2 separate regions of the Homo sapiens genome follow, and region 1 is linked to region 2. A link is a loop called in an ENCODE intact Hi-C map of the cell type or tissue named here. Cell type or tissue: breast epithelium. All regions are shown on one strand. Each heading gives the region's core, and the rest is flanking DNA. Links, peaks and the distances in the headings are about the cores only.

Region 1 (2,917 bases), core at 224-2,723, 64 kb after region 2:
TGACTCAACTCATAAACAAAGGAATATTCAATACTAAAACATGAGTCTTTTAACTGCTGGCCCAATGATCAGAGACAAAATGTTGGAGTGAAGAAGGGTAACAGACTTGCTCTATTTCTTCCCTCAATTATACATTTTTAGGTAAAAGGGATTGATTAGAAGAGTTGAACATTTACAGTGTTATCTGTATTGACTTGGATAATTTAGGGCCTAAAATTGAAAGTCATGGAAAGATCTGAATTGTATTAGAAAACTTGGCTGACTAATATTTATATTGCAGCCACTATTCCTTCTTCCACATTTCTCCTCATTCTTGATAATTCTCTTGCTCTGGAATCTGCTTGTTTTAGGCATTCGGGTCCCTTAGCAAATTTTGTCATGAGCCAAAATCCCTGCAGCTTTTCCCCCTTGGTTGCCTTCCCCCTGGCTAGCGTGTCTCATCTTCTTATCAAATTCCCAGACAAATGCACAGCTAGCTCAGCTCTTGTTTCACTGGGACTTAAGAAAACTGTTTCCTTCACAAGAGAAACTTTTTAGCTAATTCCAGAAAAGCCCCTACCCCATCACAAACTAACTCCCCAAGTAGTCAGGGCTGTCACATCTTTTTGTCTGCCAAAGGCAGAGAAGAGAGAACGTGAGGGTCCACCTATCTCTCAGTCACAGAGGATGAATGATCTACGCCAGCCTCTCTCCTGCCAAAAATAAATCAGTCACTCCCCACTTGGGTGTCACTGAGTTGCCATTTCTGCCTGCCATGAGAAAGGGTTCTGCGTCAGTACCAGGAAGACTCAGACTTGTGAGTTGGGAGACAGTGTGCCCTAGCAGAACAAGCACACAGGCTTGGAAACCTGTCAGTAATGGTGTCCACTCGCAGAGGTGCTGAGGGAAACAGGAGACATGATCTACAGGAAATGCTCTTCACTGTTCTGGTCTCAATAGAAGGGGGCTGGGATTGGCCTGAATTCTAACCCACCATTTAATAACTTTGAGACCTGAGCATGTCACTTCATTTTTCTGATCTTCAGTGTCTTCAGATTGTTCAGTTCAACAGTTAAACATCCAACTGAAGGCCAGAGTTAATTCAACAAATATTCATGAGGTTCCTATGATAAGCAAGACCTATGTTTGCTCCCATCAATACAGCAGTGAGTAAATTGCACCCTCTAGGCTCCAATAGAGATTATGGTCTAGAGACAGGCATCTATAAAAAGGAGGGCTAAATGCTTGACTGTGGGGTTATTTTGAGAACTGGATGAGAGAAGGGAAAAACAGTACATAGGCACTCAATGTACATTGTCCCTGTGTTTAATCTTCAGAAATTTGCATATATAACAATCAGGTCAATTTCAATAGCTTCAGTAGAGTCTTACCTGAAAGCTTAGTGAGCTCTCCTTATGAGGACCCTCTCATTTAAGAGGGACCCTCTCTTCATAAATTGTACAACATTAAAAACTCACCTGAACTTCTGGACTATGCTTATCCAAGTTGACAAATATGGGAACACCTAATTATCGCATGGTACTCTCCATTTTCCCTTTTGCATATCGAATCCTTTTGAAATTTGACAAGTAGCTTGGGCTGTTCAGAGGGAAGAAGCTATCAAAGTCCAAAGCAATATTCTGGCAGCTAAAATAGGCTGCAGTGACCTCACAATGGCGTTTTAGCAATGGCCCTGCAGGAGGCATTCAGTAATGGGCTACTTGGGCTAGACCCTCTCAGCTAAAGGCTAGGCCTAGTCTAGTAAAAAATGCAAAAGGAAATAGAGGCAATTTTCCAAGTAATTCAGGAGAAAAGCACTTTCATCTCAACTCTCAAGGTACAGTAATTGGCACAAACCTTTGGGCCCTGGCAGTGGAGACCAGGCCATTGGAACCAAGGTGGAGTCAGTCATGCAGGAAACGTGGAGTGCGGGCTGGGAGTGGAAAGGAAATCATGAGGAGGAAGGCACATTCTTGTTTCTCCTAAGATCTGGATGGGGCTCCACCCACTGCATGGATTTGCCCCTCTTCCAGTTGCATATGACCAACTCAACGCTCCAGTTTTGCTGAAAGAACATATCTAGTTATTTTAATTCATACAGCATCTTTCCAGTCATTACTTTCTTCACTTTAAAGTCAGCAATGGAGTTATTTCTGAACCTAGAGAGCAGTGAGCATGCAAAGTCAGAGAGGAGGGCAAACAACTCACAGCAATCATAATAAAAACTCTGCAGGAAAACGGCATCCTCCCCGGGCTGCCAACCAGAATTACATCAAACAATTTTAAAGGAACTAGGAATTTATTGTCATCAGTCTTCCCTCCCTGTGTGTCTCTGGCAAGATGTTTACTTATGGCTCAGCCTGAGTAATTGCACCAATTCATTAAAAATGAATAAATAAAACCCCTCCTTGGTGACTGCTTTATCATTCTGAAACCCAGCCTCCAGGAATAATTTTGCCAAGTTGAACACGGGCAGAAAAGGGAGGTGCTGATACAGTGCCCAGCTCCTGGCTCTGTCTTTTCTGGGATATACACACTCAGTCACTTCAGATAAATCATAAGGAATTGTACTTTAACCAGTGAGTAGCATGTTGTATGGGGAAAAGTATGGATTTTGGACACAAAGAGAAGGATGCTAAAAAAAATGACTTCAATTACTGTGTGATTTTTGATAAATTATCCAACCTCTCTGAATTTGAGTTTCTTTACCTACATAATGGCTGTTGATGAGTATTACTTAGTTAACACAAGGGAAGCACCTATCACAGGGCTAGAGAAAATATTTGTTCTTAGTAAATGTACCTTCCTTCACATTAGTAAATATATCTCTTTCCCTTTCCTCTTGTTTTCTAGGGCTTGCTACGTAGGCCAGAACTACACCAACACGCTTTGATGCTGAAGCAGAATTTGGTACAAGGTGGCTGTAAGTCAGATCTCC
Region 2 (2,917 bases), core at 323-2,822:
GCATGTGTAGTTCTCTTGTCATACTATCTCATGGGTCACATGTGCAAACTCAGGGGGAGTTATTATAAAATAGATGGTGGAAATTCAGGTTGTGACCTCAGTAAGCTCATTCTATGCAGACACCAGTCAGCCATATTGGTTCCAACCAATTTCACCCAGTTCTTTCATCTCTTAAGCAGAGGGAGTTTTAGTGTTTCAGCAAGTTGTTTCTTTTTTCATCTGCCATCCTGCAAACTGAATAATTTCTGTCTAGTAATTGGTTTCTTTATCTCTTTGGTTAAGCACAGTTTCATCATCACCTGCTCCAGCTACTTGTACTCTTCCTCCGACACACCTAGATCCTTAAGGTCTCTACACTGGTGGTTTCCTCTGCCAGGAATGCTGTTCCCCTAGATTACATGACTCACTCCTTGTCAGTCAAGTCCTAAATCTTGTGTCACTCCCTAATAGAGGCCACCTAGCCCAGTCACTCTCCCTTTATACCCAGTTTTATTTTCTTCAAAGAACTTCTCTCTAGCTGAAAGAATCATGTCATTAATCTGGGTGATTATTTATTATTGTTTTTACCGCTAGAATATAAACTCCTTGAGATCAAGTAACTGGTCTGTTTTATTCACCTCTGTATTCCTTGTATACAAAACTTAGCAGCTAGCACATAAAAGGTATTCAACAAATATCTGTTGAGTTGTAGAATGAATGGCCTATCTTCTTCATTTCTACTGTCAGTGGTCTATCACAATCTTTCATCTGACTTATTGTTCTTTTCTCCTTAGTAATAAATATCAGTTTCTTCTATTTATTGTTATCAGTATTTTCTTACACATACAGTAAGTCTGCTTATTTTACATCCCACTTTAAAGACTTCTACTCACTTGCTGTTGCCTGAAAAAAAAAAAAGAGAAAACTCTTTAGGTAGCATACAGGGGCCTTTGTGATCTGGGCCCTGCTCACCTTTTGAGGCTGCCATTCAATGACTGCGCCCCAACATGACACCCAGGGACCCTATGATTGAGTGAAACTGAACATCTTTCCAGCCAATTAATAAACTAAAAGTTGTTAATTCGCCCCCAAGTAACAGAGATTACATTTTTCCACTAATATATAATAGCTTCCTAACTCTTTTGTGCAGCTATTCAAGCCCTTCTTCACTCTCCACAAAACCCCAGACCTTCCATTGAACCTCAGCCTCTCTCAGAGTATTCCACTTCTTCCAAGAATTTCCATCCCAGTTTTTATCCTAACGTTCTAGAATTTAAAGCCCTTAATTCAGAGCTTCTTACCATGCTAATCCAATCTGCTTCTTTGCTGAGTTAATTTTGATTAAAAATCCAACCCACAAATTAATAATAAACAACATGAGTGACCTGGTTCCTAATGGTACCATCTTAGACTGAAAGAGTCAATGTGGCTTGCAAATTGACTACAGGGGAGCAGCTATGAGCTTGCAGTCCTGTTCACATGGACATTAGGGATTCTGGCAAGTATTTGTAGCTACAAATAAATGAGTTTCCTGCTAAGTGAGCCATCTGGGATCGCCCCCAGGAAGCTTCTCAAAGTCAAGAAAGTCTCTTGATGAAACAGCCTCTGCATCCCTAACACCAGCTGCCAGGTTCCCACCAGGTGATCTCCAAGTGTACCCCAAATAATGCACACCACAATCTGACAAGCTTCAGTGTCCGAACAATCCACTTTCCCTTAAAAACCTCCTTTTTTTTTCTTGTCCAACACAGCTTCTAACTTCTTTCTAACACTGATATTTCCATGGCAACAAATCCTTCATTGTTCCTTAGGTAATGCTTCCCCAAACTTGTTTGTTTAGCTGTGGCTCTTTTCCCTCCTACTCATATCTAAAATACTAAGAAAATATATTAAGTAACATAACCCAAATGCCTGATGATTCTTAATTGTTTCAATGCCAATTTCCACCATTTCTTTTAAGATGTGTTTCTTCTGGTATAGTGAAATGAAAACCAAGTTCCTGGAAATTCTGAGGACTTGGTAGCACTGCAATCTTATCTTCTCTGCAGTTTCTACATACTGATTTTGGACCTCAGGTTGATCGTCTGTATTAAGAAAGACATTTGGATTTTTCTGGATTTCCACACATAGACCGAATTCCCACAATTAAAGGACTATCAAGAATCACTAGATCCATCCAGATAAGTGACACAGGATACTTACCTCATTCTTGAATTTCTCTGTACTTTTGGAAACAGAGTAATATTTGACTTATGTAATATTCCTTCAGGAAATAATATAACAGAACACTACCTTAGACCAAAACAACAACAATAACTTTTTTTAAACCTGTACTATGGAAAAAATCCTGAACATTACTGGCAGTTTATTCTTTAGTTAGATGCAAAATATATGCACAGTAATGCTAAGATATTTTAGCTTCTGCAATTTCCACTGAGGAAAGAGATGTTAGTACTACTCACTGCATCTGGTGGTTAATTTTGTATCAATTTGGCTGGATTAAGGGATACCCAGATGACTGGTAAAACATACCTGGGTATGTCTGTGAGGATGTTTCCAGAAGAGAAAAGCATCTGAGTTGACACATTAAATGAAGAAGATCCCCCTCAAATATGTGGAAGGACAGCATTTAATCTGTCAGATGACCAGATAAAACAAAAAGGTGAAGGAAGGACAAATTCACCCTCTCTCTGGAGCTGAACCATCCATCTTCTTCTGCCCTCAGACATCAGAACTCAAGGTTCTTGGGTCTTTGGACTCTGAGACCTACCCCAGAGCTTCAGGTCTCAGGCCTTTGGCCTTGGACTGAGAATTACATCATCAGTTCCCCTAGTTCCATGCCTCTGGACTCAGACTGAATTACATTAGCTTCCCTGGTTCTCCAGTTTGTAGCCAGCATATCATGGGACTTCCTGGCCTCCATAATCATGCAAGCCAA

The links. Hi-C counts contacts between places; a loop is a spot of excess contacts. Peaks named below come from ENCODE experiments on the same cell type or tissue, not always from the same donor. Only the 100,000 strongest peaks of a DNase experiment are listed, where the experiment ranks them.
Region 1: it touches region 2 in a loop (19-fold over the local background); 5 of 110 quality-filtered maps call a loop at or near these places.

What each region holds. Positions count from the first base shown.
Region 1 is chr13:33,999,406-34,002,322 of GRCh38, reverse strand. It overlaps LOC105370156 (a long non-coding RNA gene), which reads left to right and starts at 1,666. Exons shown (of 4, transcript XR_007063753.1): 1 at 1,666-1,816; 2 at 2,833-2,917. In breast epithelium, for the core only: no CTCF peak of the experiment used is centred there; no DNase peak of the experiment used is centred there.
Region 2 is chr13:34,063,582-34,066,498 of GRCh38, reverse strand. All of the region lies in intron 1 of LOC124903153 (a long non-coding RNA gene), which reads right to left. Among named protein-coding and RNA genes, the nearest start is that of RFC3, 250 kb to the right of the region's middle. In breast epithelium, for the core only: no CTCF peak of the experiment used is centred there; no DNase peak of the experiment used is centred there.